Regions from separate parts of the Mus musculus genome. Here all the other regions are linked to region 4. Evidence: chromatin loops called from intact Hi-C (ENCODE). Cell type or tissue: left cerebral cortex. All regions are shown on one strand. Each heading gives the region's core, and the rest is flanking DNA. Links, peaks and the distances in the headings are about the cores only.

What was found. Peaks named below come from ENCODE experiments on the same cell type or tissue, not always from the same donor. Only the 100,000 strongest peaks of a DNase experiment are listed, where the experiment ranks them.
Region 1: it touches region 4 in a loop (17-fold over the local background); 9 of 42 quality-filtered maps call a loop at or near these places.
Region 2: a loop joins it to region 4, with 2.7 times the contacts of the local background. A loop is called at or near these places in 10 of 42 quality-filtered maps.
Region 3: it touches region 4 in a loop (2.7-fold over the local background); 7 of 42 quality-filtered maps call a loop at or near these places.

Annotation. Positions count from the first base shown.
Region 1 is chr17:78,595,387-78,602,948 of GRCm38, reverse strand. Vit (vitrin) reads right to left here. Exons shown (of 14, transcript NM_028813.2): 8 at 3,081-3,125; 9 at 1,043-1,105. Among named protein-coding and RNA genes, the nearest start is that of Gm32573, 11 kb to the right of the region's middle. In left cerebral cortex, for the core only: a CTCF peak has its summit at 4,125 (motif pointing left); DNase peaks (open chromatin) are centred at 1,127 and 4,129.
Region 2 is chr17:78,679,043-78,686,604 of GRCm38, reverse strand. It overlaps Strn (striatin, calmodulin binding protein), which reads left to right. Exons shown (of 18, transcript NM_011500.3): 5 at 2,208-2,375; 6 at 3,642-3,777. Among named protein-coding and RNA genes, the nearest start is that of Strn, 54 kb to the left of the region's middle. In left cerebral cortex, for the core only: no CTCF peak of the experiment used is centred there; no DNase peak of the experiment used is centred there; H3K4me3 peaks cover 235 bases; H3K27ac peaks cover 303 bases.
Region 3 is chr17:78,661,352-78,668,913 of GRCm38, reverse strand. It overlaps Strn (striatin, calmodulin binding protein), which reads left to right. Exons shown (of 18, transcript NM_011500.3): 10 at 1,656-1,792; 11 at 4,120-4,295; 12 at 5,806-5,853; 13 at 7,031-7,152. Among named protein-coding and RNA genes, the nearest start is that of Strn, 71 kb to the left of the region's middle. In left cerebral cortex, for the core only: no CTCF peak of the experiment used is centred there; a DNase peak (open chromatin) is centred at 3,747.
Region 4 is chr17:78,735,369-78,742,930 of GRCm38, reverse strand. Strn (striatin, calmodulin binding protein) reads left to right here and starts at 6,370. Exons shown (of 18, transcript NM_011500.3): 1 at 6,370-6,677. The coding sequence starts at 6,444. In left cerebral cortex, for the core only: a CTCF peak has its summit at 4,307; DNase peaks (open chromatin) are centred at 4,325 and 4,935; H3K4me3 peaks cover 625 bases; H3K27ac peaks cover 493 bases.

The DNA.
Region 1 (7,562 bases), core at 1,101-6,100, 140 kb after region 4:
TCTGATACTCGCAGGCGTTTTCTCCCCTGCCTAGCGAGGCTCATCATATGTGCGCCTTCTGTTTGGTTTCAACCTTATCTACATTCCATTTACCAGATACATAATAGAGTCTCTGCTTTGAACCACACAGTTCATCTTCCAACTCTAAATGTTTTTAAGGCATTTTAATACCCATTTAACATTCTTTCTTCTCTTTAATTTGACGAAGAAAGACAGAATATGTATAGTCACTGTCATCTTCCTCCCCGACTCTGAATTTCAGACTGAAGCGTCCCATCTCGTCCAAGTTTTAGATCTTGCTATTGGGCTGAATATCTCACGGCAAATGACAGGCATAGACAGCCTTCCTGTCCCCAACCCTGGTCCGACCTGTGTTCCTCACCACAGTGACATTTATCTAGTCACACAAGTCATTTTTTTTTTTACAGTATGAATTAGATCTATGCGTTTACCGAGTGTGTGTGTGGGAGGGCATGACGATGTCACGGCGCAGCGTGTAGATCAGAGGAAGCCCCGGAGCACCGTGGGTGGAACCCAGGCCGTTAGGCTTTGCAACAAAAGCCTTTGCCAGCCAAGTGGCCTCCAGATGTCATCTTTAACTGTCCTGTCTCCTGCCCCACTCCAAACTTATAGATTCTTCCTCTTCTATCTTTCTTGACTCTACCAGTTTCTCTAATTTCTGGTTAACTCCAAGGCCTGGCTTTTCTGACTCCCATGGTACTCCACCCCTGACGATCAGCCCGTCAATCCTTTTCATCCACCCTTCCTGCCCCCACATCTCTTCCCAGTCTTCGCCCTGTTGCCATGGTGACTTACAAAACCAAAAAAAAAAAACCCAAAAAACCCTTGATCCTCTACCCCTCATACATATACTTTAAATCCTTCAAAAGCTCTCCATTCTCCTTAGAACAAAGTGTCAGAAGGTAGAAGCTCAATAGCTGTGCGGTAGGAGAGAGGTGGGTCTGAGTGAAAGTCAGTACGCAGAGGAGAGGAGAGAGATGTTCAAACCACCCCGGGGTCCCCAGCTCTTCAGTTAACTCACTTGGATCTCCCTGCGGCACTGGCTCCGAAGACTGTGTGCTGAGTTCTTCTTTTGGCACAAATCCTGGAAAGAGAAGCAAAAGCTGCTGTGATTTCCAAGCTTTGGAAGCGCCTGGCCTTACCCCCAGAGAACGGGACAGAGCGGACATTCATACCCAGCTCTGGGTCTTGGCTTCCAGCTGCCTCTTCTCTACCCAGGGCCCATCCTGAGGAACCTAAGTACCGACAGCCCGCCCAAGGGTGCTGTTGGGTCTTCAGGGGGCTCTGTTCCGCTCTCGTTTTAATTCGTTCTATCTGAGTTCTGGTTTATTTATGTGAAAACATTACAGATGTGTAGGTATAAATGATTATTCTCTAAAATTCTGAAAAATTTGAGGTCAGGAGAAGTGAGTTTGTCTCGTCCAAAGCTTTCCTCTGCTCAGTACCTATGGGTCTTTGGCTAAATTTGGGTGACAGAGGCACTAAACAAAGACGTTTAGTTAGATGTGTGAGGGCGATCTGGAAAAGGTTGTGTGGGCCCCAGAGAGGAACACAGTTCAAGTAGAAGGGCAGAGAAGACAGCCTCTCGCCCCCAGCACCTTAAGGCTGGAGACAGAGATACACAATGCTCATGTTTGGAGAGGTTGTATGAGGGTGAGGTTCAGCTAGGCAGGGGTGGGGCCGCTTGTTAGGGCTGGGCACACAGAGGGTGACAATAAGCACGGATCTCTTAGGATAGCTGTGACCAGCGAGTTTCTCAGAGGCAGCAAACATGTGCAGGAAACAGTTTTCAGGAGGCCTAGTTCTGGAAGTTTCCAGCAGTGGGAACAGGTGTGGAAGTGAGCTCTCTCTCTCTCTCTCTCTCTCTCTCTCTCTCTCTCTCTTTCTCTCTCTCTCTCTCTCAGTGTGATTTCATTTTCCTGTTAAAGGTCAGCCAGCTCTCCATACCTCCTCACGTCATTTGGAAATACTCTTTTGGTGTCTAACGGTATTTCTCAGCCAGATGCTTTGCAAGGACATGTCTCAATGCTCTACTATAGTGTGTGTGTGTGTGTGTGTGTGTGTGTGTGTGTACTTAGTGCTAAGTTTAGAGGTTGGTCTTTCGTATCCCTGTCTCACCTTGCTTCGAAGGCTTTGTTAGAGGGTCAAATATTGAATGTGGTATTCAGTTAAACACACACACACACACACACACACATTGATGAGAATGGAAAACGTCATACCATGTTCCTTCCTTCCTTCCTTCCTTCCTTCCTTCCTTCCTTCCTTCCTTCCTTCCTTCCTTCCTTCCTTCCTTCCTTCCTTCCTTTCTTTCTTTCTTTCTTTCTTTCTTTCTTTCTTTCTTTCTTTCTTTCTTTCTTCCTTCCTTCCTCTCTCTCTCTCTCCCTCTCTCTCTCTCTCTCTCTCTCTTTGTTTTTTGTTTTGTTTGTTTGTTTGTTTTGAGACAGGGTAGACCAGGCTGGCCTTGAACTCATAAATCTACCTGCCTCTGCTTCCCAAGTGCTGGAATTAAAGGCATGCGCCACCACACCCGGCTTCTCTCTTTCTTTTTTAAAATTTTTATTTAAAATTTTAATTTAAACTTTTAAGACAACGTCTTACTAGGTAGCCTTGGTTGGTCTGGAGCTCACTATGTAGACCAGCCTGGCCCCAAACTCACAGAAATTCACCTGCATTAGCCACCTGAGTGCTGGGACTAAAGGCATGCAGCACCGCCAGGCAGCCCTTCTGAATACCATTCTCACAGAAGCAGACGTTAATAAAGAACTTCAGTGCGTGCTGCCAGGAGAAGCGAGGGTCTAAACCCATCTTGCAGTGAAATCACATACTCCAGCCTTTGCCTTCTCTTTCCCTTTTGGGAAACCAATATTGCCCAGGTATCCTTAGGAAAGTTTGGTAACCCCATCCCTGGACCTGAAAGTCCCTGGAGAAACTCTTCAGAAAAACCTCTCTGTCTAGGCTGGACCACCTGAGCCACCGGCTGAGCTGTTATTTCCTCCTGATTCTTCAATGCTGTGCATCTGGTCTGATCGGTATGAAGAGGTCAGCTGGATGCTTACCTGAATCTAAAAGGACTGGTCCAGGCTTCCACCCGTCCACCTCTTCTGAATTTCAATAAAAAGAGACAAAGTTACTAAAACCAAACCAGCATACGCTTCCAAGCAAACTGCTAGGTTGTGGCTTCCCAGCCCAGGCCGAAGTTGCAAGGGTGGAAGATGGGGCTAGGATTTTGGAGGAAGCAGTGTGAAATTCTTGAGATGTTCCTCCCACACAGAGATACTTCATTCCCTCTGCACTGAGTCTAAAAGGAGTCCTAGGATTCCCCAAAGGCTCACCTGGTCCGACACACCTGGCACACTGTCATAGAGTCCCTACTACACCAATGGCTGGCTGGTACTTATGACTTCTGGAGACCAGGAGTCACTACCTACCCAAACAAAGCAGAGTATGCTAACCTTGTCTTAGATGACTGAAAACCTGGGATTATTTTCCTTGTAGCCACCTGAAGTATTCTGAGTTAATGTTTTACCCACCGGTCTGGTCATCTATCCATTTCCCACCCACCCGTGCACCCACACTTACTAACCATTCCATATGTGACCAATACCATTTTAATTACACTGTTCCACCCGTTTGGATTTTTCCCCAAAGCCAACCCCTTCCACCAGTTTCTGAGTTTCCTCTCATTGTGTGCCTCTGTTGAGTGTGCTGACTGGTCTATGCCAACATGACATAAACTAGAGTTATCTGAAAGGAGGGAACTTCCTTTGAGAAAATGCCTCTGTAAGATCTAGCTGAAAGGCATTTTCTTAATAAGTGATCGATGGGTGAGGGGCCAGCCCTCCCGTTGTAAAAATATATATATATATATGTGTATGTATATATATATATGTATATATATATATATATTTTTCTGTATGCAAAGAGGTCAGGGAGATTTGAAAAGGCTAGCACACCCTTGTATGTTCAGTTTTAGTGGTAAGACCTGGATTTAACCTGCTTAAGGCAAGCCTTAACTAGGTTGGGTGAGATAGTCTCCTGCCGGGGAGTCCTTCCTAATGATATTTAAATATTGTTATTTTACCCTTATTACTCTACTGCCACCTGCTGGTGAAAATCAGCACTGCGTTATTTTTCTTTTTTAAAATGATGCTGCTGGCATCTCTGGGTTTTGCCCAACGTCCTTAAAGTGCTGTTTTAAAATTTCCTCAGCATGAAGGCTACCATACTGAGCATATTATTACTACTTTGGTGACTCCAGCTTCTTACTGTTGTCCCCAAAGCCTCTTTCATCCCCCTTGGTGACAAATCTGAACAAATTCACATTCGTTTAATAGCCAGTCCTGAAAAATATTTGGACAGCTGAAATTCGGTGTGTTTTGGATTTTGTGGTAACACGAAGTAAATGTCTAAAAGGGCCTTTGTGTTCAGGTGCCAAGGAGGGACAGGGCGGTATAGGAAGGAGTCAGTTAAAAGATCATGCCGAGGTCTCGGAAAACAGGCAGGGTGTGTGCCGCAGCCACCTCGTCTACAGTTCACCTACGGCCTTCTCCTGTGGAAGGTTGATGTCACGAGGACTTACTCACACAGCAGAGGCTTGGATGCGGGATGTATGCACACAGTCACCTGGAAAGTGTCACTCAACAAAACGGGGTTATTTTGGTGACAATGCATGGTTGGCAATCTCAACAGATAAGTTAGAGCCAAGGAAAGTATTGTGTTCGGAGCAATTTCCAGTGCAAAGAACATTCAGGAAACATCAACATTTACCTAGAGCTTGTTCAATGTCAGCCAGAATCACCTTGAAAGCAATAATTCATAATGAGCCTGAATTAGGTACAGCTATGACCCCGTTGTGCACTTGGGGAAACTAGGACACAAACACTTGCTTTGGTTGTAGTTTGAGCCCAGGTAAGCAGGCTCCAGAGCTTGAGTCTAATCTCCATCTGTCTGTCCGTCCGTCCATCCATCCATCCATCCATCCATCCATCCATCCATCCATCCATCCACCTATATATCTATCCATCCATCCATCCAATCATCTATCCACCAATCTATTAATCTATCCCTCTATTAATCTCTCTCTTACACACACACACACAGGCACACACACAGAGACACACAAACACACACAGAGAGACAGACAGACAGGCAGGCAGACAGACAGACAGACAGACAGACACACACACAGAGAGAGAGGACCACTGTTGTTCCAGTATCTCAGAGTACTTTATTACACCACAGAGAAGCTTGGCCTGGCACCATCACCTATAACTCCCACTACCGTGGTTAAGCCTTCAAGAGGACCTAAGATGATGGTCCCTGCCCCTCTGACACGTCACATGTGACACTGAGGCAGGTCTCAGTTATCTCTGTTTCTCTGCACGTCTGGAAATCACTAGCATGGGACCCAAGAGGGAGCTGCAACATGTAGCCATCAGGACTATAAAGTTTTATGGGCCTGAAGCCCAGGTGGCCTGACAGGCCCCAGGTTCCTCCCTGGTGGGTCCCTGAGGTGTAGTTTGGAGGAGGAAGTGGAAGTTTGATGGTGTAGCAGGCCTCCAGAGCTAAGGGATGCTAGTATCTTCCCGTCCCCTTTCCTGGTTGTGTATCCCTAGGACAAGAGGGCAGCGCATTTCCCCCAGACTTCCTTTTGCTATAGCCACACAGGAAGTGCTAAGAGAATACAGGCCCACGGTACTGGTATGCCAGTAGCCTGTTGCACAGGCACTTTTAGAGACCACTGGGGACATTTTCTATCCTTGGTGTGAACTTATGCCAGAGAGCATCAGTGGCCCCACGTTTACCAACGGGAGATCCTCCAATACACACAGTGAGATATTTATTTGGGACCTGGAAAACGTTTTTCATGGAAACACTAATTCCATGCTTAGATTTCCAGGTCAGGGAAGCTTCTTTGACTCAGACAGAGCCCACGGGGCCATGCTTGATATTCTGACCCACGTACACATACTCAAGTATGCATAGACAGGCTTCGGGCGGCCTGCTGATTCTAGGGGCAGTAGAACAGAACAATTCCAGGGGCTTGAGTAGTTGCAGGCTCAACAGGAGAGGAGCCAGTTGCAAGGCAGTTTGCCCAGTTGGAGTCTGCACTGTTTTCAAAGGAGCAGTAATTCTCAGACACAGGCGTTGTGTTCTGCCCTGGGTGCAGGGCTCTGCCACACACTGCAAGTCACGGAAGGATTCACTGGAGGAACTGGAGAAATCTACTCCAGAAATGACGAGATATTAAGTTGAGGGTCATGGATTTGAAGTTGTCTCTCTAATTGGAAGCCGTTTAGAATATCAGACTTTCTTTGGAAGTCCGAGGATGAGTTGGTGATTTAAGACCTCAAAGAGGTTTTGCTTCTGTGAGGATTAATTTTTTGCCCAGATGCATTTTATAGAATCCTTTGTAATTCTAGGATCTTACAGTTTTATAGTTGAGAAACTGGGCAACTTTCTTGACATGTATGATATGTATAACATATATGACATGTGTGACATGTGTGATGTGTATGGCACATGTGGCATGTATAACATGTGTGACATGCATGACATGTGTGGCATGCATGAAATATATGGCAAGTATTAAATGTATGACATGCAATGTGTGGCATGCATGACATATATAACACGTATGACACATGTGACATGTATGACGTGTGGCATATGTAGCATGTGTGGCATGTGTGACATGTATGGCATGCATGACATTTGTGATAGGTGTGATATATATAACGTGTGGCATGTATGGCATGTGTGACATATGTGGCACATATGGCATGTGTAACATGTGTGAAATGTGACACACACGACACATATAATATGTGTGCTATATGTGGCATGTATGACACATGCGACATGCATGGCATGCATGTCACGTGTAACACGTGTGACATGTGTGACATGTGACACACATGACAAATGTGTTGTGCATGCTATATGTGACATGTATGACATACGTGACATGTATGGCACATGTGACATATATGGCATGCATGACACATGTGACACATGAGCCATGCATGGCATGTGACATGTATGACATGTGTGGCATGTGTGAAATGTATGACATGTGTGGCATGTGTGACATGGTAACAGCTGACTGGAGACCTAACAGCCCTAGATATACTTACCCGCCTTGACTCAGCGTATATAGATAGTCTCTCCTGTCTGCAGGAGTCTTTGTGCGATTCCATGGCTATCCATTTCTGCACATCTTTGGTCTGGCAGAGTGACTCCGGGCAAGAACATGCTGAGAATTATGGGAGGGTCTGAGTGGTTCAGGGCAGCTGTGTGGATGATGGCGTTCTAGTTTCCATTCTGTTGCTGAGATACAATACTCTGAGCAAAGCAAGTGGGAGGAAAGGGATTTGTTTGTTTTATACTTTCAAGTTATAATCTGTCATGGAGGGAAGTCAGGAAAAGATTTCAGATAGGAACTCAAAGGCAGGAACTGTGGAGGAATGCTGCTTGCTGGCTTGCTTCCAGGCTCAGGCTTAGCTAGCATTCTTATAGCCCAGGACTACAAGACTAGG
Region 2 (7,562 bases), core at 1,587-6,586, 57 kb after region 4:
GAATCGCTGATCTAGACAAAGTTAGAAAAGATTTAAACCATTAGGTGGATTTTCGTTTCTGTTCTCACCTCACTCTTAAACATGACATGTATTTATCTTTTCAAATTTATTTTTGGTAATCTAAGTTGAACCTAGGTTCTTAAGTATGCCAAGCAAGTGCCCTGCTGCTTGTACCACAGGACCTTGTTTCCTTGCACCATGTGTATCTCCTGTTTGCTTGTTTCCTTGCTCTCACTAAATTAGCTAGGCTAGCCTTGAATTTGTAATGTTGCTCCCTGAGCCGCCTCAATAGCTCCATTACAGGTAAGCACCACCAGTCTTAGCCATTTCAGTTTTTAAATGGCTGAGTGCTCTTAAACAGCTGTGGGAGTTAAGAGCACTTTCTGCTCTTGCAGAGGACCTGGGTTCAGTTCCCAGCCCCCACATGGTGGCTCACAACCACCTGTAACTCTAATTCAGATGATCTGGCATCTGCTGCTGGCCTCTGCAGGTGCTAGGCACACACATGGTACACAGATATACATGCAGGCAAAGCACTCATAAACTTAAAATAAGAATAATCTTTAAATGCTGATTAGTTTTTTGTTTTTGTTAATGAGAAGTGATATCATAGTAAATTGAGGCATTTTTCAAAGCTTTAAAAGAAGTAAGCCATGCATCAGCTATTTAATAAGAGATGCTCTGCATCACGGGCAGAGCAGTCTAAAGATTTATTTATTTACTTATGTATGTGAGTACACTGTAGCTGTACAGATGGTTGTGAGCCTTCGTGTGGTTGTTGGGAATTGAATTTTAGAACCTCTGCTCACTCAGTCCCTGCTTGCGCTGGCCCAAAGATTTATTATTATAAATAAGTACACTGTAGCTGTCCTTCTGACACACCAGAAGAGAGCGTCAGATCTCATTATGGGTGGTTGTGAGCCACCATGTGGTTGCTGGGATTTGAACTCAGGACCTTTGGAAGAGCAGTCAGTGCTCTTACCTGCTGAGCCATCTCTCCAGCCCAGCAGTTTAAAACAGATACATGTGATTTAGTTTTGTTGCAAATTATTAATTGTTAAAAGTAGAAAAATGAACTAGAGAACTGGCTTAGGAGAATCAAGCATTGGCTGCTTTTTGCAGAGGACTCAAGAAAGTGGGAATTTATAATTTCAGGTTTTTAAAATTAAGACTTTTCTGTGGCTACTGAGTGGGTTTGAACAGTGAGCATCTTGATTTAATAAGACTTCCTATCCCATTTGATCACCTATTTTTGTGAGGTATCCTTCAGCTCTAGTAACTCCTGAAGTAAGTTGGACTTCAACGAGCTGTCTTATCAACCTGTGCTCGCCTTGTTCCTTCTGAAGACCTAGTATATAAATAAACACGCGTTATCATGATATCATGAATCAATGTCATTTCCTTTGTTCTGGTCCCACCACTACCACGCTTGGTCTGTTAAAACAAACCATTATCAGCATTTAACACTGGAGTTCTTGGGTATAGAGTGCTTTCTGTATATCCTGGGTGATATTGGGTCTCCTTGATGAGAATAAAAAGTTTAATAGAAAGTTCCATATCAAAAAAGTGGCAGAATTGGGCTTGAGCCATGGAGGTAACTGTATGCTCTGTGCTCTTTTTCTGTGCCTCTGACTCTCTTAAATTACACAAATTCACATGAGTTTGTGTACCCCAAGTCCCACAATTTAATTGTTTATTTTTGTTTTGGAATTTCTCAGGTCAGAAACATCTCTTTTTAAAGTGACTGGTATGAAATAAAAATGGTACCTTTTTCTGTGTCATGGAAAGAAACCATTTATACAAGAAGCATTCTCTGCAGGTTTTAGTTAATGATACTTCACATAAGAAATGTTAAAACAACTGGAGCCATTTTTCTAAAGTAGCAATGGTAGAGTTTGTGAGGAGAGTGTTCCATTTTTCCTAAAGCAGAAAGTGTGCTCTGAAATACATTGAAGAACTGTTTCTTCTTAGGATAAATGAATAGTGTATTGTATAGTTCTTTGGTTTTCCTTTGTGACTGTAGAGGCTGGTACTGCAAGAGACAGCTCCATCTGCAGCTGGAATATTATTAACAAGCCTTACTGACATGGCACTGTTCTCTTAAACCTTATATAGTCAGTGAGCTTAAAGAAATATTTTTATTTACATTTTAAATTTTACAACACTAATTCCTGTGTGACTGAACTATAAGGATCCGTTTTGTGCAGGTATCTCCAGGAGGTCGGCTACACAGATACTATTCTAGACGTGAAATCCAAGCGTGTGCGGGCATTGTTGGGCTTTTCAAGTGATGTCACTGACAGGGAGGATGACAAAAACCAGGACTCAGTGATAAATGGCACAGAGGCTGAAGTTAAAGAGACAGCAATGATTGGGTAAGTATTTTGTCTGGAAATTGTTTTAGCTGCAATTTAAGTTCTTTCTGAATATTTTTGGTATAGAGGATATTAAGCTTTTAAAATGATTACTTGGTAATAAATTAATTTTAGTTAATTAAATGTTATAATTTAAAAAGTTTCATTTAGTTAGAAGGTCTTAAGGTTATTTTAATTAAAGAATATAATTTTCATTTAGGGTATTTTTATTTTCTTTAAATTTAAAGATTTAACATAGATCTTAATATCTTGAAACCCTGTTAACTGCTGTTAGAATCTCATAAAACATGTTAGTGAAATTAAATACAAATCTATAAGAATGATATATTATTGATGAACCGGAGATCAGAAAGTAAATCTTTCCTTAGTCATATCTTTTATATCATAATGTTGTTCCTCATCTTTCCTTTGATATAAAATATCTATTTTAAATATATGTATATATTGGTATATATACACATACACATTTGAATTAAAGGAGTAAGTATGACAATTCAGAAGTTACTTGAATTATTGGAGTTTTGTTTCAGACCCCATATCATTGACATATACATAATTTTACTTAAATAAACATAACAATAAACATAGTTCAATAAAGAGATTATTCTTTATTTTAAAATTGTCATAAATCTTTGAATAAAAAAAAACCAAAGAATCTGTGAATGTCTTAAGTTTGTTTACTTTTTTCAACTCATATTTAGGCTAAAAGAATGGTTTCAAGTGAACTCTGTAAATTCCTTTGAGAAAACACAGTCCCAGTTATTTGGGATATAAAACTATAGAATTAGATAAAGGTTCAAAATAAAAATTTTGTTAACAAATGCCTTTGGACCTTTTAAAAATGGAATAAAATTCTCTTTAGTATGGCGTGTGCATGCTATGAGTAGTTGTACTTTGACCTCGAAAGTTAAGTCCTTGGATTTGTTGTATAGTTGTGGAAGCTTACACGAGAGGTCCAAGGTGGAGCTGTAGAGAAGAGACAATAGAGAAACGGTGCAGAGCTACTCATTTAGGTTAGCATGAAGGTCTGTCTGTGCAGAACTGTCTGTCAGAGATTGAGGGCTTCAGCGCTCACTGTTGGACTTTTTCAGTTCGTGCACAGAACTGTAGTAGATGGGAATCAGTGTAGGTCATGGGATAGTTTAGGGGATCATTTATAACCATGTTGTAATGCAGGCATGAGGTGCTAAAACTTGTCAACAGTTCATGTTTTGGTGATGTTTTAAAAGATTACCTGAGTATTGTTGTACATATTATTTAAACCAGAAAATCCGAGCTAACGGATTCTGCCTCTGTGCTGGACAATTTCAAATTCCTTGAAAGTGCAGCTGCAGATGTCAGTGACGAGGACGAGGACGAGGACACTGATGGAAGAGCCAAGAGTGTCATTGATACTTCCACAGTGAGTTGGAGAAATCATTTCAATGTTTTTACCTGCCAGAATCCATGTGTTAGAAGTCCGTGTCCTTAACATCTTGGGCCCTTAAAGCCCTTTCATAAACTTTGGGCAAGTAGAGAGGTTTTATTGCTGATTTTAATCTCAGTATTATTTGTAGTATAACATTCCCTCCTCAGTATGCTTAGACTCTGTCAATTCACTAGAGAAGGCAGCTCTCCATGGAACTGCAGTGTGCTGAACGCTGCATGTTCTAACCGTGTCCTGCTGTTGTCTGTGATGACAGTAGAACTGGCAGACACAGGATGGTGCCTGATGGTGGCTCCAGCAGCTCCGAGACGGTCTTGTCTCTCTCTGGAGGGCTGCAGTTTCAGACTCTCCTGTCACTTTCGTCAGTTGTTTAAGTCTTAACTGTTGATTCAGCCTTTACGTGTACTGACTTCCCATGCACTTCCTACAGTAGCAAGGGTATCTAAGTTAATGTTGCTTCTTTCTCTAGCCTTCCCCCTCCTTCCCTTCTCCCTCTCTCTTCCTTCCTTTCTCTTCTCTGAAGTAGGAGGTGCGGACATGCTTGACTTTGTTCAGTGGAGTGTGTGCACTTGTCTTTTATTTAAGAATAGGAAGAAGGAAAGCTAGAATGTGAAGCTGAGGGATCCAGTGTCCAAGACCGTAGTGGAGGCGTATGTCTGCAGCACGGCATTTGGTTTTTTGTTTTTTCAGGGGTGGGGATTGAGACAAAGTCTCACTATGTAGCTCTGTCTATCCTGAAACTCACTATATAAACCAGGGTGTTCTGGAATGCAGAGAGCTCTGCCTCTCTGCCTCTCTCTCTGCCTCTCTCTCTGCCTCTCTGCCTCTCTCTCTGCCTCTCTGCCTCTCTCTCTGCCTCTCTGCCTCTCTCTCTGCCTCTCTCTCTGCCTCTCTGCCTCTGCGTGCCGGGATTAAAGTCACCTGGCTTTGGTTCTCTCTGGCATAATTTTATTAGTTTGTAAAATGAAGATTATAATAAGTACCTCATTTAATCCCCAGAAGACTCTGATAAATAAGAGACTGTATATGAAAATAATGTTTAGCTGTAATGTGCTTTCTTAGTATAACTTCTGTTTTTTATGCTTCCTACTTTTTGGGCTTCATCAGAAACTCTTATTTCTGCCACATTATTGTTTGTATAATAATAGCCATTTACACTGCTGATCTTAGTCCTATCAGAGATAGTTTTGAATATCAAGTAATCACCCAGATTTTTCTTAGCAAAATAGTGTGATCTAAATGTCTGATCCTTTGCTTTGTCCTAACCATCCAGAGTTGTATAGTTCCTCATGGACTTTTGTGTGGCAGTTGCTTTGAGATACCATTTTCTAACAAGATACTTTACTCATAGCCCAGTGGCAAGTAACTACCATAAGTTCTTTGTTGGTAATTATATCAGTTAAAATATTTTAAAATCTATAAATTGACTACTAAATCTATGTTAAATGATCAGATTGGAAAATTTTAACAACCTAGCCATTTGGTTTCTTAGTTTTTAACCATTTAATTTCTTTTCATGTAATTAATTTCATAGTGTTGATACCGTTCCAATTGATAGCACAGATCACAGGACATTGTGAGCATGCATGAAGAACCATCCTCTGGAAACAGATTCACCCATTACCCACATTTAAATACTGGGTTCAGAAAGCTTTTCTCCCTCATCCTTATCACATGCTGGGTATTGAATCCCAAGGTCTTATGTTTAATAGGCAAATGCAACACCCCAGCCTGAGAAGGAAAATGTATTTAAATAACTGGGTATTTTTCTTAACAGTTTCATTAAGTTTTACATTGTATTATGTTTCCACACACAGCTGTAGCCTGATAGATTCATATCAAAAGGACTTTTTAAAGTTTTAAGTGTATAGAATGGTAAGCATGACTTATAAAATGTATTACAATCTACACAGAGAAAATGGTTGAAATTTGTCATGTTAAAAATGCTCATAGAGCAACTAGGTTTTTAAAAACAATTGTTTTAAGGCTGAGTGGGGTTGGTGGTATATACCTTTAATCCCAGCACTTGGGAGACGGAGGCAGGAGGATACCTGTGGGATTGAGGCCATTCTGGTTTACACAGTGAGCTCTAAGACAGCCAAGACTATGCAGAAAGACTTTGTCTTAAAAAAAAATTATTAGTATTTTTAAAAAGTTAATAGATCTAAACTGAGAGAATATAGCTACTGTTGGTTACATTTAGTCTGTTGTATGCATGGTTTCTCCACAGCCACACCCTGCCCCTTCTCCTGACCTCAAGGTTTGCTTGTTCCTTGTGTTGCTGTCTAGAGCAGTGGTTCTCAACCTGTGGGTTGTGGCCCTTTGGGAGTAGAATGACCCTTTCACAGAGGTCACACATGCCAGTATTCTGCATAGCAAATGTTCACGGTACAGTTTGTAAAACTACAGTTACGAAGTAGCAACGAAAGAGTTTTATGATTTGGGGTCAGCATAGCATGAGGAACTGTACCACACAGTAGGAGGGTTGGGATCCACTGTGGTCTAGAGCGTTGTCTTTGTTCATCTTCTTCCCTTACTGTAGCCACCACCGGATTGTCTTCATTACCTCACAGTAGTTAGGATCTGAAATTGTAAGCGATAATTCTGCAAAAGCATTTGCTTTATTCAAGAACTTATGAGGGAAAAATGGAATTAAGAACTGTTAGGTGTGGTTTTAGTAACATAAAGAATACTAAGCCCTTTTGAACTATCTTTTTTTTTAAGTAATTTTCAAAGTTTTTTCTAACTTGCTTGAAACTCCCTAGCCTATAACTCATATTTCTTTTAAAAATCCTTTTAAATGTTTTTAGTTGAAATAGATTATCTCCCTTCCTCTTCCCTTTCCCCCCTCCAGCCCTTCCCAGCTACCCACCCTCGAAACCCTCCCATGTCCTCTCTGCACTCTCTAGTTGATGGCTTCCTTTTAAAAAATATTCTTGCTGCATGCATCATGTTCGTATGTATATGTATATACATATAACAAATACATGTAAGCTCTACTGTTGAATCTGTTCTTGTTGTGTGTGTGGTTTCAGGACTGACCGCTCTTCCCTGAGCAGCCAGTACGGGGCTCACCTTTCCTAGCAGTGACTAATTGCTGCAGTTCTTTGACTCGGAGTGAAACTGCAAAATTTCTCCTTTCATGTGAACATGTTTCTTGGCGTTGCTGTTGTTCTGGTCTTGTTTGCAGCCATTTCTAGGAGAGCCGGTTTCACGTGCTTTACAGTGGACTTCCTCCTTGCATTCAATTCCCTACGATCTCCACTCGCACTGCCATGTTCCCCGAGCAAGCGGGCATGCAGGAATTGTGATGCAGGAGCTGCGGTGCAGGGCTATCAGTTGGGGCTGGGCTCCCTCCCATCTGTTGATCTCTGTTGTGTCTGATTGTAGTTTCCTGTGATGGTCTCCATTTGCCGTTCCTTTCTCCTTAATTTCTTAAGTACAGAATCTGTTTGGGGAAGGAAAGTATTGCTATTACAAATTTTACCCCTTCCTACTTACTGATAATATTTCTTTTGTGACCACAGCTCCTTTTTCTTTGGTGCCTAAGCATAAGAAAACACAGGGGTTTTTGATTTGTTTATATAAAATGCAACACTTGTTAGGCATGACTGTGATGATGGTGTGGACCCAATGGCTGTCTCATTTTGTCTAAGGTTACCTAGATATGTTTGCCCTCGGAGTTGCTTTTGTTACTTAATACTATGTTTAGTAATAACTAAAGCCCAAAATACTCCGAGACATTTAATTAGAGGTTCCAG
Region 3 (7,562 bases), core at 1,740-6,739, 75 kb after region 4:
GGAAGGAGAGGAAGGGCTGCTCACTTTACAGTTACTCGCCCGTCACTAAAGCGTCTCCCCCAGCACTCAGGAAGAGCTTCCTTAGTCCCGGGTAGTAGCTGAGGTCTTGTTGGTTTTCTAGAAGCTGATTAAGGCAGCACTATGTAGTTACCCAAGGTACTGTAACCTATTTCTTCACTTCTGAGGACCCAGAGAGCAAGATGCCCACCCACGTAAAGATGCGACATCCCTGTTGCTTTCTCTTCTGACCCCTCCCTGGCTAGACCTTCCTAGAGCATTAGCTACTACTAACCCACGCACCCATGCTGTGCTCTGTTCCACAAGTCTTAAGAAGTCTTACTGTCTGCAGGACAGGCCATTTTTACCTCACTTATAAAAATGTTAGAAATGGGAAATAGGACAAAGAAAAGACACCTGGGGAATCCCTAGTCTCCTAGGTGCACATGAGTGGTTCTTTGAAGTTTTGACCTGAAAACTACATTTGGACAGTTGTCAGGCTGCAGAGCGCTAGGGTTGTCTGACCCCTGCAGGGGATGCGCAGCGTGCTAGGGGGAGCTTAGTTCTTACTGGCGCCACTCTCGTGTATGTGTGGCTTGAGAGTGGCTTAATTTGTGTCATGGTTTATTCTGACAGTGATTTTCTTTTTCTGACAGATTTTGAGTTTTTGTCACTAGTCCTAGTTTTTGTCACTGCTTATCCCTGGCTGGCCTGAGTTCATTATGTCAGCCAGGTTGGCCTCGCAGTTCATCTCCCTGGGCCTCCAGAGTGCTGGGGTTAAAGTTGTGCACATCCAGATGCCACTGTTGTTTTTAAATCAGATAGCCACTATTTAATGCGCTCAACAAAAATAAAACATGGGAGCATCTCGTTCAATCGTCACAAATCAGAAGTAGCCACGGCCTGTTGATACGGTCACCCTCAGATCAAGGAACAGGGAATCACTAAAGTAGCGATGCTCGATATTACTAATGTAGCGTCCTCTGTGGCCTTTAACCTCTGTCACTTGTCTCACCTCAGGAGAGAACTCTGACTTCTAACAGTGTATATTAAGTTTTCTTAGATAGGCACATTGTAGAGTTTTCACTTTGAAATGTCTACAATATTCCAGCTTATAGACTCGATTGGTTTTATTTTGTATGAGATCAACAGTGTTGAACATACAGCAAGAACTACTTGTTGATATACTTAGTAATTGGTAGGTAGACATTATCTGAGTAATTATCATAAAATAGAGAAAAACCTTAGTTTTAGACTCACTAGTTTCTGTGTAATGATAAAGGGAAGGACAGTAGATTACTAGGTCTGTTTCTCTTTTACTTTTCTAACTAGATGATGCTGTTAGCAGGATAATATATGAACAAGCAGTCTTTAAGATTTTTTTTTGTTTTTGTTTTTTGCTAGGAAATTTCACTGTTTGCAAAATTTCCTAACAGTAATAGAGGTATAATCTCTCAGGCCTGTAATTCCAGCACTTAGGAGGCCAAGGCAAGAGAATTACCTTTGTTCTGGGCCAGCCTAGGCTCAGAAAACAAACAGACAAACCAACCCAGAAAATTGATCAAGTAAAAATGTACATGATCACTTAGCAGAAGTGTAATGCAAGCAAGCCTCGCTGTGAGTTGTCTAGGTGTGTAACCTGGCCTTTGTCTCCTCAGTGGAAGCGCTGACATTCCCCCCTTCTTCTGGGAAGTCATTTATCATGGGAGCAGACGAAGCCCTTGAGAGCGAGCTGGGGCTTGGAGAATTAGCAGGCCTCACGGTGGCCAATGAAGCAGACTCACTAGCTTATGATGTAAGTAGCTGTTCTGTTTGTCACACCATTAATCTGTTTGAAAATTTAATTGTTGGGTTTGTAGAAGATGGCAGAGGTAAAATTTGTCACAAGTATGGATCTTGGTTTAGTTTTAATTTCAAACTTTGCAAAGATGGATATAAAAATAAGCTAATATTTTCTAAATAACCTGGTGATTAAAGTTAGAGACTGCCTTTATCTGTGGTCACTCTACAGTGTGCATTGGTTTTAGGTAGAAGAAGGAAGTGTGAGCTGTGGTGGTGTTTTTCTCCACCTGTGATGAGCCGATATCTTTCTTCCCTGCAGGCCCTGGCCTGCTCCTTCGGTCAGCCCTGTCCAGCGTGTGCTCCCTGTGCTGTCTGGCTTCCCTTCTTTGCTGCATGCTCACTTCCTGTCTCCTTACCATCACATCAGGGGTCCCCAGATTACCTAGTTCATAATGGCTGGAGGCAGAGTTTCCCACCCAAACCATGAAGACTTTACCCAGTACTGATGGAACTTGGCCTTCTTCCTAATGCAGATACACTTTTTTCCCTTTCAGGAAAAATTGATATTATGTTTCCTATTCTATTTCCAAAGGTAGTTCTTTGTTTTATTAAACATACCAGTAGTCTATTACAATATTTTTAAAAGTACAAAATGAACTCTGGCATTTTTGGAGATTCTTTGTCTCATATTTCTTTGTCAGATTTTTTTTTTTTAACCTTGTAGGTTCTTTGGGTATATTATGGTTTTCAGTTCTGTGGGGTTTCTGTCTGTGATCATGTATGTCTCTTGTGTCCACATGTGTTTCTTGTTCTTTTTCTTTGCTTCTTTTTCCGTGTTTTTTTTTTATGGTATTCTTTGGATGTCCGTTTTCTCATGAGAGAGAAAGGATGGGGTTCCGATAGAAGGGGAAGTGGGGAGGCCCTGGGGGAATTGGTACAGGGAAACTGTAGTCAGTATATTATGGAAAAAACTTTTTAATAGAAGAAAATATGTTTTAAAAGCATCAGCTTCTAATCTCCCTTCACCCAGAGACTGGGTGTAGTCCTTGCTGCGGGTCTTACGTAGCTGCCGTCAAGATGCTACCATTGCCTGGGTTCTCACTTAACCTGGGGGCGACCAGGCTCTTTTTAATGTTTTACCACAAAGTGCCCTGCATGCTGTCTTCACGTGGCATCTCGGTCCACACTTGATTGCGTGTGGAAAGAGGAATAGCAGCAGGGGCGTAGCTCAGTGATCACTCTGGATTCTAATTCTTCCTCCTCAGCTCTGGGTGCTGGAATTGCCAGGTGTGTGACACCATGCTCAGCCATTTTAACATGTTCTATATCCAGCTTGTTTCCATCTTGGTGAAGAAAGTATGAGGTTCAAAAACTGTGATCGGCGTTTCAATGAGCTGAGTCTTAGTTTGGGGCTGCATTGCTGAGATGAAATACCATAACCCAAAGCATCTTGGGTAGAAAAGAGTTTATTCCATTTACAGTTGCACATTACAGTCCATGGTCGATGGAAGTCAGTGCAGGAATCAGAGCAGAGGCCATGGAAGAGCACTGGCTTACACGCCTGCTCTCTTAAAGCGCACAGCACCCCCAGCCTAGGATTGCATTGCCCACAGTGAGCTGGACTCACACACCAGTCATCCATCAAAAAATGCCTCACACTGGCCCACAGACCAAGCTGCTGGGAGCATTTTCTCTACTGAGGTTCCCTCTTCCAAAATGACTCTAGCAGTTGACACAGTTGACATAAAACTAGCCAGAACACAGGCGTAAAGAGAGAAAACTCAGTTTTTCCTATCCCAGTCACACTTCTGTCTTTCAGTTTGAGTTGAGTTAGTTCTAATAACTATTCAGTCTGTCACTGTCACTGTGACATAACAATCTGAGATAAGTGCGTGGTAGGCAGAAGGCTTACTTGCGTTTCAGTCCATGTCTGGTTGGGATTGTGGTGAGGCTGTGTCGAAGCAGCTGCTTGCTTTATGGTGTTAGGGAAGCAGAGAAAGGAGGCGGCCGGCTTCCGCTGTCTCCTGCTGTCTAGTCTAGTGTCCATCTGCTAAAGCCCCTCCCCTCTGAACAAGCCTTCACACCTGGGCCGTGGAGACATTCGGGATCCAAGCTAGCAGTGGCAGAGAACTGTTTGGAGTTACCCACATTTTAGATTGAATTACACTGACTGTTCTCTGATTGTTTCCCATTTCTCCCATGAGAACTGCTGCCACATGTTGCTAATTTGGCTAATCTGTTTGGTTGTTTACTTTAGAAGTGTATTATTTTGAGAACTACACCATGTACTAGTTTAATAGCCAATCAGCCGTCTCAGCCCGATCTTTTGTTTCTTTATAGATAGCGAATAACAAAGATGCCTTGAGGAAGACGTGGAACCCTAAGTTTACATTAAGGAGTCACTTTGATGGCATCCGAGCCCTTGCTTTCCACCCCATTGAGCCTGTGTTAATAACAGCCTCAGAGGACCATACGCTGAAAATGTGGAATCTACAGAAAACAGCCCCAGCCAAAAAGTGAGAATATTCTACTTGCACTTTTTTTTAAAGATTTTAAATTATTTATCAACAGGAAAAGATTTATTTTAAAAGTAATTGTTATAAGTCTATAATTGTTATATAAGTCTAATGTTAGGTCTGACGTTGAGGAAAAGAATTTTTACCTGGTGGTTCCCACGTGTTCTCCTTACGCAGAAGTATTTCACGAGGCTGTCTTATTTGTGGGGCCTCTGTCTGTAATGAAGATCCCTGTTAACGTGAAGAGACATAAGTAGGAACACTTAGACTTATCAAACCTTTGACCTCAGTCTGGCCCATCATTTGCGGTTTAGATTTACAAAGTGAAGAAGTGCTTAGGTACTTTTCTGTGCTGGCAGCGAGTTTTCCACACTTGCGGTTGCCTGACCCGGAGGACGCCGGTGTGCATGTTTAGGTGTTCTGTCTTGGCTTGGTGCCGTCTGCGTGACAGCAGGCATGAGTTTCTTAAAGTGTTTCATTGGCCCCGAGGTAGACCAGGTACTTGACTAGGTCCTTCCGGAGTTCACCCTTCGTCATCAGAACCAGCGCCCACCAGCAGGGATCCTCTGCTGTGACAGGCACAAGGGTACAGTGCACTGTGCCGCAGGACGTCGCGGAAGGTGTACTACATGTAGAAGAAATCCGCTGCCCTCTTTAAAAGACTCCAGTAGCATTGGTTCTGTGTGCCATGCAGGACAGTGCTGGCTGCAGCCTGAGCACACCGGATGGGGTCAGCAGAGGTCATTCCCTTCGGGTGCTGTGCCTCTGCCTTTCTGATTCTCCGCTCACAGCATGCTAGCTCTGGCTGCAGCCCAGTCACATGCCACTGAATGTTAAATGTATGATTTTGGTAAAGAACAAGATAAATTAGTAAAAATATCTGCACATGTAAATAACAGTACCCTGGTTACCTTTAAGCTTCTGAGTGACATGAGGACAGGTAAGCAGACCTACAGATCTCTGTCACATGATGTAGGAAACCGTGAGTGTCTACAGATTCAAGCATAGACGTACTAACCTTCATGAAAACACGGGGAAGGTAAACGCACCATTTGCCATGTGCGTAGTTCTGGCCTTGACTTTTTTATATTTAGATTCTCATTTTTCAATGTTGAATAGTTGATGCTATCTAGACTTCCTGTTTTACTTTAAATATAGGATAATCTGAAGTTCTGAAATAATAAAATCTTCCCTGAGTTAGTTAGTTAATGATATATCTGGAAATCACATTCTGAAATTACCTTAGCAGCCCATGTTTTCTCTTGGGAGTGACGCTCTCCCACTAGTGTCTTAATTGTAGCAATGTAAGAAGGCTGTGTTCAAGGTGTTGCACTGGGGTGGTAGTTTGTTGATGCCACTAAGGTGTAGTTGGCATTAGGTGAGCCTCTGTACTCTGAGGCCGAGGGTCTTTCTTAAGTCTATTTCTGACTGTGGTGCTGTGACACCGTCAGTCACGCCATTCACTGCTGAAGTGTGGAGCCTTTACATTTGTCTTCTTTCTCCAATTTAGGAGTACTTCTCTAGATGTGGAGCCTATCTATACATTCAGGGCTCACAAGTAAGTATGCCGTGCTTTGCTTTGCTTTGCTTTGGTTTGGTTTTGGTTAGTTTTTATCTTAAGCCAACATCTTTATGACACAGTTTTAATTGAAATATCATACATTCTTTCACGTATGTAATTTAATTTTTTTTTTTGTTAGTGTTGGGCTTTTTTCGCACATGTCAAAGAACCTGGCAGATGAGGTAAATGCCAGTAGGGATCCTGGTATATGCACATTATAAACTGAAATCAAAGCGTTTAGGTTTGTTAGAAGTGCTAGCATTGGGACTTCGAAGATGCTTCAGCAATCAAGGGTGTGTGCTGCTTCTCAGAAAACTGGAGTTGGGTTCCCAGCACCCATGTGAAGGGGTTCACAACAGCTTGTAACTCCAGCTTCTAGTGATCTGACAGCGCTCTTCAGGCCTCTGGGCAGCCACACATAGATAACACACACACGTACACAGTTAAAAAGCAAAATAATTTTTAAAAGGAGTTCTCACATTTTTTTCCCTTCCCTTAACATAGCCTACATGAAAATTACTGGAAGTCTGGAGGTGTCGTTGAAAGTAGAAGTCATGCCCATCAGGCATGAGGCCTGGGTAGCCTCCTTAAGGACACATGCTCACACACATGCCACTTATATTTTTAACCAAGAGTTTTTCTATAGTAATAGAAAAACATATTTTCTTGCTTCTATTTGCATATAGTGGGCAAGTCTTCACTTGATGTGTCATACAAATTGATATCTTTTTATATAAAGGGTAGGAAAGTAAATAATTTTTCCAGGTTTAGCAGGCCATATACTGTTTGTTGGACTTTTTTGGTCTTCTTTTGGCTTTTGGTTTGGTTTGGTTTTTGCTGGGGATTGAACTAAGGGCCTTAATTCTTGAATATTCTTAGTTTTGTTGTGTGTGCTATTATTTTAGGTTTAAAAGTATAAAGAGCATTCTTAGCTTAAAGACTGTACTAGGCCTACTAGGTGACTTTAGCCTCAAGGCCATAATTTACTAACTTCTCATGTAGCAAAGAAAGAAAAATAAATAGTACCCCAATAGTGTTTTTATTCATTGTTACAAGCTGGAGAGTAGAAAGGCATTTGAGTAGTTAAACATTCTAAATGCTTGTAAGCTCTCGTGTAGAATTAATGTCTGTGATAACGGTTTCGTTACCACACGAGTGTCTGTTGGTGTTGCAGAGGCCCGGTGCTGTGTGTGGTCATGAGTAGCAATGGTGAGCAGTGCTACAGCGGCGGGACTGACGGGCGGATCCAGAGCTGGAGCACCACCAATCCCAACGTCGATCCCTACGACGCTTACGGTGCGTGTGTGTGTGTGTGTGTGTGTGTGTGTGTGTGCGCGTGCGCGTGCGTGTGCGTGCGTGTGTGCGCGTGTGCGTGTGTGTGTGCGTGCGCGTGTGCGTGTGCATGTGTGTGTGTGGGTGTGTGCGTGTGCGTGCTTGTGCGCGCGTGTGTGTGTGTGTGCGTGTGTGTGTGCGTATGCGTGTGCGTGCACGCGCGCGTGTGTGTGTGTGTGTGTCTCACCAGAGGTCTAAAACGATGTTTCTATAGTAAGGGTAAAATTAGATATTTTAAAAATTAGTAAAGAGAAGCTTGTCTTTATTTCCTCATTTAAAAGGACTCCTGTAAATGCAGGCATCAGTTAGGCATGGAGTGCAAAACGTAAAGCCATGCTGTTCTTGAGATAGAGTTCGCCTCTGCAGTCTTACTG
Region 4 (7,562 bases), core at 1,187-6,186:
CCCATTATAGAGACCGTCTGCAAGTCCCGTAACTCACACACAGTGAGCGGTGCTGTATGAAAGCTGCAGAGGTAAGGGCTGCTAGCACATGCAGGGTAGGCTCATGTCCGGAAAACCTAAGAACTAAAGCAAGAATGTGAAGCTAGACGTTCCAGCTTCAATCCTCCTCTTCTTTCCTCTTCTCCCTTCCCCTCTTCTCCTTCCCCTCCCTCCCTTTCCTCCTTCCCCACCCCAATCCTCCTCAGCCATCTTTGACCTTGTCTTTTTTTCTATTTTCTTTTTCTTTTTTTGGTATTGTTAAGCCCTGTTTTTCCCCCCTTCTCTCTTGTATATTTATACAAAATAATGTACAAAAAAAAAACCCCAACTGTGCTATATTTGCATTATTTTGAGGACTGACTTACTAGATCTGAGGACCACCAGGTGAGGGAAGATTGGCTATTTTCTGCTGAGAGCAGCTGTACCTGCTGGAAAAGAGTGCATCCCAGTTGTACAGCTGGCAGAAATAGCCACACACACACACACACACACACACACACACACACACACACACACACACACACACACACACACACCAATCCAGAATTGGAAGGCTCACCAGTGACCCTAATCTGGAGGCTGGGAGATAGAAGTTTCTGATCTGGATCTTGGTATGGAAATCTTGAGGCATAGTGGCTATAGATTCCAGAAGATTAAGACAGGGAGATCTCCGAGTTCAAGGTCATCTGGGATTAAAGGTGTGGTGGCACACACCTTTAATCTGGGCTACACCTTCTGCTGGAGACTGTATTAAGGACACTGGAAGAAGGGAGTCTAGCTCTCACTCCTTCACTTGCTTGCCGTGTGGAACTGAGTAACTGCTAGATCCTTGGACTTCCATTCACATCTACTACTGAACCATTGTTGGGAATTGGACTGCAGACTGTAAGTCACCAATAAATCCCTTTACTATATAGAGACTATCCATAAATTCTGTGACTCTAGAGAACCCTGACTAATACAGGGCTAGAGAGTAGGCTCTGTGGTTAAGAGCTCTCACTCCTGCAGAAGACCTTGGTTTGGTTCCTAGCACCCACATGGTGGCTCACAACCATCTATAACTCCAGTTCTGAGGGATCTAATACTTTCTTCTGGCCTCTATGGACACACATGTGGTGCATGCAGGCAAAACATTCACACAAAAGATAAAAATAAACTTAAAAAAATATGATCAAGACCTAATCTGTTTGCTTAGGTAAATTCCGAAGTTGGTCACCACTAATATTCTAAGAGAAGGCTTGCTACAGCTTCAGAACTGGGTAATCCTTTCAGGCTGTCTATGTTTGATATTTGATTTAGGTAATCTTATATAGCCTTGAAGTATTTACTTATATACTTATAATCCATCAAAAAATAAAAATTAATTCTAATTTAATGATACATTTTAAAAATGGAGATGAAACTGTATTCTTAAAAAAGATCTTTTTTGGCCAGACAGTGGTGGCACATGCCTTTAATCCCAGAGCTTGGGAGGGAGAGAGGTGGATCTTGGTGAGTTTGAGGCTAGCCTGGTCTACAGAGCAAATCCAAGACAGTCAGGTCTATACAGAGAAACCCTGTGTCAAATAACAGCAACAATAACAATAATGAAAATTCTTTTATCGTGAAGTATCAAAAAGTGACCAGTAAAATAAAATAGATAATGTGTTTGCTTTGTCTTCCAAGATTCAAAATGATCGCTATTGTAGCGCCCTTTTAGATTATCTAAAAAAGTTACACATGAAAATTTAAAGTTAAACTTATTAAATAAAATGTGCATGTGAGTGCAGGTGTTAATTCTCCATGGACCTGGAGTTACAGGTGGTTGTGAGACTCCTGATGTGCCTGCTGGGACTTGAACTGAGGTCCACTGGAAGACTAGTAAGTGTTCTTCATTCTAGTACAGGGGAATGCCAGGGCCAGGAAGCAGGAGTGGGTGGGCTGGGGAGCAGGGCTAGGGGAGGGTATAGGGGGCTTTGGGGTTAGCATTTGAAATGGAAATGGAAATATCTAAAAAAAAATGTTCAAAAAAAAGTGTTCCTCATTGCTGAGCCATCTCTCCAGCCCCAAATGATCATTTTAAAGCTAAAATAAGTCAACCTCCTAGCTTCAAATTTCTCCCCAAATAATAGTAACTGCAGTAATAACTAATAAGGCCAAGTCCCTATCCTATCACAGATTCGCAATGCGGATTTAATTGTTGGACTCCAAGGGAATTTTCACATGATAGGATTCCTTCATTCTCAATGTGCACGATATGTTTCCACAACACAGCTGTGACCAGACATCTCCGGCAGAGCATCTGAGGAGTCTGAGGGAAGCTGGATGCAGGAAAAAGCTGCCTGATAGAGAACAGGCAGGAAGGAAAAGGGGGCAGAGATGAGAGACAGGACAGACGTGAATAAACAATGGGCGATGGCAAGTTCCTGTTCCCCAAAGCGCTTTTAGTCCCTTTGGAGGCTTCTTTCCACCCAAGCCATTTCCTTCAAAACTCTGAAAGAGCCATCAGGTTCAATTTGAAGCCTTTCTCGGAAACTCAAATAACCTGTTATTTTGCACAGCTTGGGAAAAAGAGCCACTCATTTTTAATGAAAAACGGGGGAAAAAATATCAGACGAATTGTCATTTTATAGGAATGTAATGCTAGTCCTACAAAGCATACATGGAGAAGTGGAACGTAGCACACACACATTGTTATCTGAGAACCCTGCTAGCAGGTCCCCCTTTCACCTTACGCTGACTTAGAAGTCACCACCTCAACGGTTGCTCTGTGTGCTCAGAAAAGAAGCTATTGGCCCTGCCACTTGGGCTTTATTGGATAATGAAGATATTGGAACATCAACAACACCATGAGTTTTGTTTGAGGCTTAGAGGTTAGCTTAAGCATCAGTCTTGTTGGTTTTAGGATTTAACTCTTACTGAAGTCCTGGAGTGGGAGTGAAGAAGGCAAAAGGGAAATTAATTATGGCATTGACCAGGGCCTTAAGTGTGTGTGTGTGTGTGTGTGTGTGTGTGTGTGTGTGTGTGTGTGTGTACAAATTTCATTTAGTCTTGTGAACTATATTATAAAAAGTTATGATTATTTAGTATATACCATAGGTAGGTATTATGGTAAACATTTAAATTCATTCTCCTATATGACCTCACACTGATTTTGTAAGACATGTGTTATGCTTTAATAAAGTTGACAGTCCTGCCTTCCATCCCCAGGAACCCACACACTAAAGGGAGAGAACTTACTCCATAAGTTATTCTCTGACCTCCACTCATGAGCAGCAAACACACACACACACACACACACACACACACACACACACACACATGTTTTAGAATCTAGCTCATATAGTAATACAGGATTCAGGGTCCTTATTAAAACAAAGAACCTTAAAACTTTAAAAAATGTACTGAGTTTTGTTAAACTACCAACAAAATATTACCACATGCAGATCTTTTAAAGTAAGTTTAATATCCTATTTTACTATAACTCTTAATATTTTGACTTATTGAATGTTATGTCCATGATATGAACCATCAATGCTATTTTGATTGTAAAGATGTACTCAAAAGCAAAGAAATTATTTGATAATAAAGTTTAAATAAGAATGAAAATGATTCTCTAGTATGTATCCATAGTAGTCCAGGATGTTGATACTTTTGGGAAGTATGTGAGTGTAGCATGTGTATGTGTGTGTGCATGTCTGAAATCCATGAGTGTAGCATGTGTATGTGTGTGTGCATGTCTGAAATCCATGAGTGTAGCATGTGTATGTGTGTGTGCATGTCTGAAATCCATTAGTGTAGCATGTATATGTGTGTGTGTGTGTGTCTGTCTGAAATCCATGAGTATTCCTTGATTAATCCCCAGCTCTATTTTATTTTTGTTTGTTTGTTTTTAAATAGAGTCAGGAATCTCTCACTGAACCTAGAGTTCATCTGTTTGGCCAGACTGGCTAGTCACTTATATCCATAAATTTACCTGTCTCTACTTTATATCCTGCCATCTCCCATTACTGAATTACAGGTCATTGCCTGCACCTCGCTTTTATGTGTGTGCTGTGGATTCAAACCCAGTTTCCCATGCTTAGATGGCAAGTACCTTATTGACTGAATCATCTACCCTGCCTTATTATCTATGCATTTAATTATGTTTTATAGTCTTTTGTGAATCAGTTTAAAGCCATTGTCTTGTCTGACATGTCTTCTGTTAGAGGAAAAAAACAGATTGTTTAACACCCAAGCTTATAAAAATTACTTAAATCGCTCAGATGAAAAAGTTCCAATCTTAGCCAGGTGGTGGCACACACTTCTTTAATCCTAGCACTTGGGAGATAGAGGCAGGTAGATCTCTGAGTTGGAGGCCAGCCTGGTCTTACAGAGCAAGTCCCAGGACAGCCAGGGCTACACAGAGAAACCCTGTCTCAAAAATCCAAGAAACAAAAAACAGAAAGAAAAGGATAGGGAAAAAAAAAAGAAAGGAAAAAAATTCTATTTATGTTTTCTTGGTTCTGATAGATATAAGAGTAGTCAGCATGTTTTTAATTAATTAAAATTAAATCAGATAGATAGAGAAATATATAACTAGCCCTGGCTGTCCTAGAACTCATGCTGTAGACCAGGCTGGTCTCAAACTCAGAAATCTGTTTCCCTCTGCTTGTCTCTTGTCTCTGGGCTGTGCCACCATGTCCAGCTTAATTTTTTTAAGGTTACTGGGCTAACAGGCAGGTAATCTGGGTGCTAGTTTTGGTAGTCATCTGTCATTCAAGGTCTCATTGAGGACAGTCTCAATTTCTTGAGCTGTGAATGAATCAGGCTGGATCTCAAAGAACATTTAGAGCCAAACTAATTTATGACACAAGGAATTTGGCCAGGCCTGGATCAACTTTTTATGATAATAAAGAATGAATTCACAAAGCAGAAACATTCAGTAACTGAGCAGAGGGCTTTGCCATCGCTCTTTGCAACCCGAGCAGAGACAATGTGTTTCCTGTCCTTTTCACAAGTTGCCATGGGAAGACCAGGGAACAGAGAGGACAGGGACAGGATGCCCTTCCCTTGCAAGTCACTCATCAGCTTGTATCTTGACTCTCTTTTTTTCTTTTTTCATGTCCACCAGATCAAAACAAAATTACAATTTTTTTTTGTTGGAGTGACAGATAAATAATTACTTAATTTCGTTTTCATTTCTTAAATGTTCTTCAGGCACATTCCTTTCTCCAGTTGGTGTAGTGTAAATTTATAATGATAATAGTTATCAGGGTACTCAGAGAGGGAAAACACTGGCAAACCACTTAGAAGGAAAGGATTTTAGTGTGCCTTTGGTGTAAAGATCAATTGCCCAAGAAATTAGGAAAGCGACAAGTGGGAAGGGGAGGTTCCCGGGTTCAGGAGTGCAATAGAGCAAAAAGGGACTTTGTTCCTTCTGATTGTAGCCCTTAGGGCTCTGTGACTCTATATGTATGTCAACCTCCTTTTGATGACAAGAACTGTGACATCTATCTTTATATTCCTGGCACGGAATATTACTGACAATAAAATACTTGTTCAAGCGAATTGAGTGAAAACTGCCGCAAAGATGGGGGGAAAAATGAGATTGGACAGGCAGCACTTCTTTATTACTGGAGATCTAAAACTTTGGCAGAATTTACAAGCAGGATTAGCACAGAGAAAGGGACTTTTAATACTAATATTTCAGACCAAGTGTTAAACTGGAAATTAGAAAAAGCCCTCATGGCAAATGTCGAACCTTAGCAGAAAGAGAGAAGACCAGAGTTCCTCCTCCTAAGGGAAAACTGGTCTGTTAACAAGCACTGAGCCCCTCTGGGGATGAATGGTAGGCTCGATGGCAAGCCGTGGTCCAGGGGTGTCGAGGCTTTGATGAACCCCGAAAAGGGCGACGAGGGGGCAGACGACCGGATGGCTTGCCCAGCGCCTATTTCTTAACAAAACGACCAGGAAGCCCTAAACTAAGTGGAGCTAGGGCTGGTACTTGGCGTGATAACTTCCGCGTGCGAATATGCAACAGGGAGCGCCGCTCGCGAACTTCCGCATGAAGGGAGCCTGCGGCGGCGCGACCCGAGGGGCATCGGCTGGCCGCACTGCCGAAGAGGAAACCCGCGGAGCCGTCAGGGGAGGGCGTGGCGAGGAAAGGGCGTGGCTTCGGTCCGGCCTCCGAGAGGCGCAGGCCTACAGGCAAGCGGGGTTCGCCACGCCCCGGGACTACATTTCCCGGCAAGCCCCGCGGGCCGCAGTTGACCCACTTCCCGGCCCGTCACGGGCTCGCCCGGCCCCCGCGCCCGGGCGGCTGCTCCCTGCTGACTGGGGTGTGGGCGGGGAGCGGCGGAGGGAGGAGGCAGAGCTGGCCGCCGCAGTTTGCCGCCGCTGCTGGGCGCCTAGGCAGAGAGCTCCCCGGGGTTCGTGCGGCCGCCATGGACGAGCAGGCGGGGCCCGGCGTCTTCTTCAGCAACAACCACCCGGGAGCTGGCGGTGCTAAGGGGCTCGGGCCTCTGGCGGAGGCTGCAGCGGCCGGAGACGGAGCGGCTGCGGCGGGGGCGGCCCGAGCTCAGTACAGCCTCCCGGGGATCTTGCACTTCCTGCAGCACGAATGGGCCCGCTTCGAGGTGGAGAGAGCCCAGTGGGAGGTGGAGCGGGCGGAGCTGCAGGTAAAGACCCTCCCGGCCTGGCGGTCCTCATCCCGCCTCTTCTCTCTCTTCAGCCCCGCCCCAGACCCTTCGCCCCCTCCCCCAGCCCGCTCGCGCCCCCTCCCCCTTGCCTTGCGCCCATCACTTCCAGAATCTCATCCCCCTTCCTCCAGTCACCTTTGACTTTTTTTTGCTGATCCCACTTCCTTGAGCCTGTTTTCCCACTCCTTCTGATCCATTTACCCTCCCGGCGGCTGTTTTCCCCACTCTCAACTCCGGTGCTTATTCCTACTGGTTTGCCATGCCACATTTTGGGGTTGTCTGTCCCTTTCGGTTTACTGATTGGGTTGACAGTAGTTTTGAGAGACTCCGAGCAGATCATCCTGGCTCAACCTGACGCACCCTAGGTCTAGAGACGTTCCTCGCAGAAGGGTTTGGCAGTTGTCTATCGCTCACTCTGCAAGGAAGGTGACCAGAGAAAGCAACACAAGTTGTATCAGTGAGGCCTTGGCTTTCCTCGAGAAACTGATGTTACTAGCAGTGTCAGCTCCAGTTTTATGTCTGAAAATGTTTCCCTGTCTGCCCTTTGACCCCATCCCGCATTCGCGTTTGGGTTAGACTCATAGGTTTCAGTGAAGGATTTGATTGATGGGAGTCAGAAAATGGGCAGAGGTGGGACATCTTTTCACAGAATCTCAAACTTCCCAAGAGTTGATTTGTATGTCCAGAGCTTAAAAGGAACTAAAGGGGCTTCAGGGCTACGTTGCCCCCTTGCATAACCTGCCAGATAAAGCATGCTTATCTGAGAGGAGCTCTTGTGCGCCAGAGAAGCATGAAAGGTTGGTAACTCACTGGTCACTCTGAGTTGGTAAGTAGGTTTACTGTGACTGTTTATAAAACTTCCAA